Regions from separate parts of the Mus musculus genome. Here region 2 is linked to region 1. A link is a contact called in ENCODE POLR2A ChIA-PET data. All regions are on one chromosome and are shown on one strand. The core of a region is the stretch at or near the end of the contact, and the rest is flanking DNA. Distances in the headings are between cores, read along the strand shown.

What was found. ChIA-PET counts read pairs that join two places held with the same protein, here RNA polymerase II (POLR2A).
Region 2: POLR2A ChIA-PET joins it to region 1 with 16 read pairs in Patski. The contact joins the promoter of Fchsd2 here to the promoter of Atg16l2 in region 1. POLR2A ChIA-PET finds 5 or more read pairs at or near these places in 4 of 5 experiments (Patski and embryonic stem cell).

What each region holds. Positions count from the first base shown.
Region 1 is chr7:101,300,551-101,303,525 of GRCm38, forward strand. It overlaps Atg16l2 (autophagy related 16-like 2 (S. cerevisiae)), which reads right to left and starts at 1,538. Exons shown (of 18, transcript NM_001111111.1): 1 at 1,351-1,538. The coding sequence starts at 1,477.
Region 2 is chr7:101,107,392-101,110,366 of GRCm38, forward strand. It overlaps Fchsd2 (FCH and double SH3 domains 2), which reads left to right and starts at 1,384. Exons shown (of 20, transcript NM_001146010.1): 1 at 1,384-1,648. The coding sequence starts at 1,628.

The sequences.
Region 1 (2,975 bases), core at 288-2,787:
GCATGTTGAAATAAACAAAACCACCTGTGTATGGCCTCCAGCAAGTCGCTTCCCCTCCAAGACCTCAAGGTTTACAGTTAAGTAATTCTCACTTCCACGCAACAGCTTCCCCCAGGTCAATATTGAAAGCCCTTGAGCAATTATCGAACAAATCTTCCCAAGATAGGTGGTTAGACCTTGGACCCCCTCACCCACATTCCTTCCAGCTGTTTTGTTTTGTTTTGTTTTGTTTTGTTTTGTTTTGTTTTGTTTTAAACCAATTCCAGGCAGACTGAGGCTGCTAACCTCAGGCCAGATCCTCACCTCCCTTCCTTCTCTGTCTGAGGTTCCTGGACCCTGACAAATTCTCAAAACTACCTGAGACCACAAGGCATTGCAAGCACCCCTACCCCGGCATACAAGGTCACAATGTGCCTCATTTGCAAGTAAGAAATCTGAGGTAAAGGACTTGAATTACCCCAAACCACAGACCTGGGTCTCTAGGTTCCCAGTCTTGCAGTTCTCCTGGGTGGTCCCTCCCTTAAACCGATAGTCCCACTGCCCATCAGAGCAGTTGGAGAAGTGGGGTTGTCTGGAGGTAGAGGTATCCAACCCCAAGAGAGGGCCAGCCCTCACAAAGTTCCAAGGAAAACAAATTTGATTGCGTGGGTGCATCAAAATTAGCACCAAGTGAGGAAGAAGTAGGGAGTATGGTTAGACTTTCAGCCTCAAACACACAATCACAGTCCACCAAAAGGCAGTAAATACAGATGCACTCCAGTGTTCCTCGGATGGAGTGCACACATCTCCTCCTCCTAGCCAAAGTGCCCAGAAATAACCACATGAGAATTTAACTTCCGCCGCGCGACAAACAACCTAAAGGAACCCGGAGCCCCATTCGAGCTACGATCCGCTAGGCACTGAGGTACTCCACGAACGTACGCCAGTATAACCTATCCGTACCAGAACCTACCAGAGACTTTCGCTCCTTCCTTTCAGCTACCGTGGCTGTTCTGGCCACGCCTGCCTTCTTTAACTGGGCTCTGGGACCAAATGGACTGACCAGGCCTTGCCCTAGGGACGGCCTGAAAGAAGGACTCGACAAAACCATCACTGAGACAGAGCTTGTGTCTAGGATGCTCAAGGGAGGCAGAGCTGAGTCTTTGGGGCTAAGCAGCACCAGAGCTGGAAACAGCAGGCAAGCCAATGCGGAGAGGGGCGTAACAGGTTCCAAGACGCAAAGCCCTCGGGAACCGTGACGGCGCCGCTGCCCTGAGTCACAAGTCGAGTGGCGGGACAAGCCCTCTCCCCGAGCGGGGAGTCCCACCTCCTCAAAGCCAGTCATCCCCGAGCCCCCAGGGACGCACTCACAAGCCGGCACTAGCTCCAGGAAGAGCGCCTTTTGCGTGCGGTCCCGATGCCGCAGCTGCCGCACGATGTGGCGCTTCCAGACAGCGGCGGGCGCGCAGGGATCGCAGGGGGCGCCAGGTCCTGCCATGGCCGCCGAGTCCCTAGCGGCCGCGCAAAGCTCCAGCCCGAGCAGGGGGGCGGAGCCTCCCGGGGACTCCATGACGTCAGGGCGGCAGCAGCGGGGAATCCCCGGGCTGTACCAAGCGCTTTTGTCGGGGAGATCTGGACACCTCAAAGCAGGTGCTGCTGCGGCCCAGCAAAAACCCTCAGTCCCAGAGGTGTGCGTTTCTGTCCCGGAGTAAGCAGCAGGGATTGAAGCCTCCCTGTCGCCTGTGGGCGCGTCCAGGGCGGGGCCTCAAGGTCGCCTTCCTTAACCTCTTGGTGCCTGGACCAGTGTCAGAAGCTGAGGATGCAGAACTCACTAAGTTACCCCGGAAGGGGAGACCCTACCACCAGGGGCTGTACAGAGACAAGCACCAGGCACAAGCAGTCTAAGAGAGAAGACTGCCTGAAGGAGCCCCACTGTCACCTACAAGGTGACAGTTGAGTGGGGGTTTATGAAGGACCAACTAAGACCGTTACCCAGAGGGAGCGGAGACAAAAGGACTCTTAAGCTCTGGAAAGAACAAGTAGACATGGTCTGATGACATGAAAATTTCCAATGCAGGCGGGCGTTGGGAGTAGCTCAGCGATAGGGTTTTTGCTAACCCTGCGCGGGGGCCTAGATTCAAGGTCCAGCGCTTCAGAGTTGTTAGGACAGGACGCAGAACTGTCCGTGGGAGGAGCAAGATTTAGAGGTCCAGTTGGTAGCAAAATTTAGGGCTCTAAGAAAAGACTCCGTTTATCTGGAAAACCCCAGGCTCAGAGGAGAGAAGAGGCTTCCTCGTTTGCAGCTGTGTGTAGTAGGGAGCTGAGCTAGCCAGCAACCCAGAGTTCTAACTCAGGGCCTATCTGCTGCCTCTCTTGGACAGCACAGACATCTCTTGTGGGTACATTTGACAGTGAATCTGGGCTCACGGGGAATTGTAATGAAATTGTCTCTAGCAAAGAATTCTGCAGATACAGGCTGTGGTAAAGAATGACAGGAGAGGGCTGGTGAGATGGCTCAGTGGGTAAGAGCACCCGACTGCTTTTCTGAAGATCCGAAGTTCAAATCCCAGCAACCACATGGTGGCTCACAACCACCCGTAATGAGATCTGACTCCCTCTTCTGGAGTGTCTGAAGACAGCTACAGTGTACTTACATATAATAAATAAATAAATCTTTAAAAAAAAAAAAAAAGAATGACAGGAGAGACTCAGTGGGCCTAGCCTTACAATATGACATACTGAGGAAGGTTCAGCTTCAAGCCCTGTTTTTAGCTAGGGAAGGCAGACCTGGTTATCCCTAAGAAATAAACCGATGGGAGGGAAAAGGCAATATCAGGAAGCCCTCTAGGCCCTGCAGGGGACAAGCCTTGAGATACTGGGGTCTCAAGTTGGGGGTCTGTTACAGGACTTGAAAAACAGTAAAGGCAAGTGACACCCCAGGGGAATATGTATCTGTTGTTCGGTGAAGCTATAGTGAAGCTGAGCATAATGGCCCA
Region 2 (2,975 bases), core at 134-2,633, 190 kb before region 1:
AAGAGCATTGTCATTGCCAGATGAGGTTGAGTTTATTCAAGTAGTTCAGGACAGGCAAAGTGAGTTGACCTAGAAGTCCTCCCTTCCAGACAAGGGCTTCCTTCAGAGGCTTCCTCCATGGCCCTTGCTGTCTCCCTATGGTTCTTAATCTCACCTAATCCTTTCCTCTGCCATGCTAGTGATGAACTCAGGGCCTCTCTGGCTGCTAGGCATGCGCCCTAACACCAAGCAAGATACCCCTCCTCACACTCAGCCCTTGGGATTCTAGGCATGCCATGTGACCTTGAGAATGGCTCCAATTCTCTGCGGACACCAGCCTTCCTATCTGTGATATGGGAGTGACCGATTCAAGAGATTTTCATTCTTTTCCTCAGTTGACTCCACGAGGTCTGGCTAAGTACTCTGGAATAGGGCATCCATTCCTTTGCCTGGCAATTTTAGGTTATTTCACCTGTCCTCCAATGGCATAGGTCTGGCACCTGCGGCTAGTTGTAAAAGGACTTGTTCATGCTAAATTTCTCAGTGCACGTTTAGCTGACTAGGAGGGAGGGTACGCTGAGGGACTGAGAGAAAGCAAAATCCCGAATCCTCTTAGGTACCTCCTTCCTTATTGCAAACAATCCCACTATGAGCCTAGCCCCCCTCGACTCCTGCCAAATTCCCACACAAACTGTGCAGCCGCAGATGCAGGCGGGAGGCGGGGGCGGCCTGTGCGCGTGCGTCGGAGCAGAGTCCTCTCCCTCCCACGTGCGCGCTCCCGGAGGAGTCGCGCGCCCCAGCGGGCTGGCGGGAAGGCGCGCGGGAAGCCCCCAGCTGCCTGCTCGGTGTGGGGGGAGGGAGGACGGGAAGCGTCCGGAACGTTCCATCGTCGGAGAGAACTGGGGTAGTTCTCGAGTCCCGTTCCCGTCCCCACCGTTCCCCTCGGCCGAACAATCCGTGAAGTTTCCCCCTTTCTCACACCGAGATCCGGAGCCCCGTGGCGCGGCCTGGCTAACCTCCCCCCCTCCACTCTGAAGCAGGCGGTGTGGCCGGGAGCGCATCCCCTCTGCAGCCGGAGCGGGGCGCTGTGGCGCGCGCCAGGGGCCGGAAATTCCCGCGGCCTGAGTGGTTGGCGGAGCTCTAACAGGGGAGCGTGGCGCCGCCTTCCTCCTTCCCGGGCCGGGCGGGGGCGTTGGGCACCGCGAGGGCCGGGCTGCCCGAGTGGGTGGGGGGCCGCCGCGTCAGCCAGCTGCAGCCGGGCCGCGGCAGGCGGCGAGCGCGGACGACGCGGCCGCTCCTCCTCAGCCGCCCGGCGAGCCGCGAGCCCCCCCCCCCCGGCGGCCCCCGCCCCCTGGCCGTCTCCGCCTCCTTCCCTCACACACCCCCCGGGCCGCCCGGGCCCCAGGCCTTCCCGGCGCTCCTCCTTCTCTCCACACTCGCTGCGACCCGGCTGCTCCTGCCGCTCGCCTGCCTCGCAGCCTCCGGGCCGATTCCTCTTCCTTCTCCTTCCCAGGCTCTCCTTTCACACACACACAAGCGCGCGCCCTGGCTTGCTGGGCCGCCCCATTTTCTCCAACCCTCCTCACCCTCACAGTCCTTTAAACGCCGCCGTCAGGGGTGGGCGGAGGATTGATGTCCCTTCAGCATCATGCAGCCGCCGCCGAGGAAGGTAAGGGCGCAGCTGGCGGGGGGCTTTGGAGATTTGGGGGGTGGCGGTGCGTACAAAGAACGCGGCTGGGGCGACCGCTGCGCCCCCTCCCCCTTCCCGCAAGGGACCGTGACCACTCTAGCTTCTTGGCTTGTCAGAGTTGCCGCCCGCCCCAAGCAGGGGGTCGCGTGTACGGGGTGTCTTTCTGACGGAGGGGCGGCCAGTGCTCCTCAGTACTAGGGAGGACACCTCCCTCCCCCCGAGACACTCGCTGGAGTTTTTTTTTTTTTTTTTTTTCTTTCGGGCATGCATGTGTGTGTCTGTCTGCATGGCAGTGCTGCCCAGAGCAAAGTGCATTCTCAGAGCTGTATGGGGGAGAGGCGGGGGAGCCCCTGCAGATTTGCAGAGCCTTGTGCGTGACGGATTGTTTAGTCTGCGCCAGGTTCGAGCCCTCCAGTCGCTTGTCGACACTCCACCCATTGGCAAATTCGCGGGGGGATTTGTTTCAAGTCTCGCCTCAAGATTTGGCCTTTTTTTCCCCCCACGGGGCTGCGGAAAAGAAGTTGGAACGGTCTCCGCCCTCCCACCCCAAGGGAAAGCAAATTAAGGATTGACGGGTCCTGCTTAACCCCCACCCCCCATCCCTTTTGCCCCGCCTCGGGCTAGGGGGCCAGGAAAACAGCAGAGCTTCCAGTACGAAATCCAGAACCTGGCGTTGCATGGTTTGAGCACTACGGTTGGGGTTTGGATGGCCTGGGTGGCAGTGACGGTGCTCTGGGGCTGCCAGCAACTCGGCTGCTCCCTTCTACACCTTTCCGCACTGCCAAGGCTGTGTCCTTGCCTTTTTAAATCTTTCAGATGGATACTAGGTATCTACTCTGAGCAGTGGGTAGAGACAGTTACATCCTTCCCTTGTGGGCAAACATTTGCCTTATGAGTAACTCATCATCTATGCTTCCCTTTCTTTTCTCTTCTTAATCTGATTTTTTTGCCCAGTTACTGATCCTCCCCCTTTCCCCCTGCACGTGTACCCCACCTCTCCATGTAGCTTTGCTCTGGTGGTCGGGATTCCACCACGATCACACACCAATTGAAATCCCAGGGTCCGGCCTGGCGAGGATGGCTCCAGCCAGCTGGCTTTGGCGGTTCTCTCTGTTTGAAGTGGGCTGCCACCCGGCCTGGCTTGCTGGGTTAGTTTAAAAGCCCTGCATATGCTGGAAGGTCACTTTTGCATTCTCCTTTGTGAGAAAGAGATTATGATTTGATGTGCTGTCAGAGTGGAGGGCATCATTCTGAGACTGTGTGCTTTCTTGCAGCCATTACGGAATATTTTATGTAGTTTATTCGT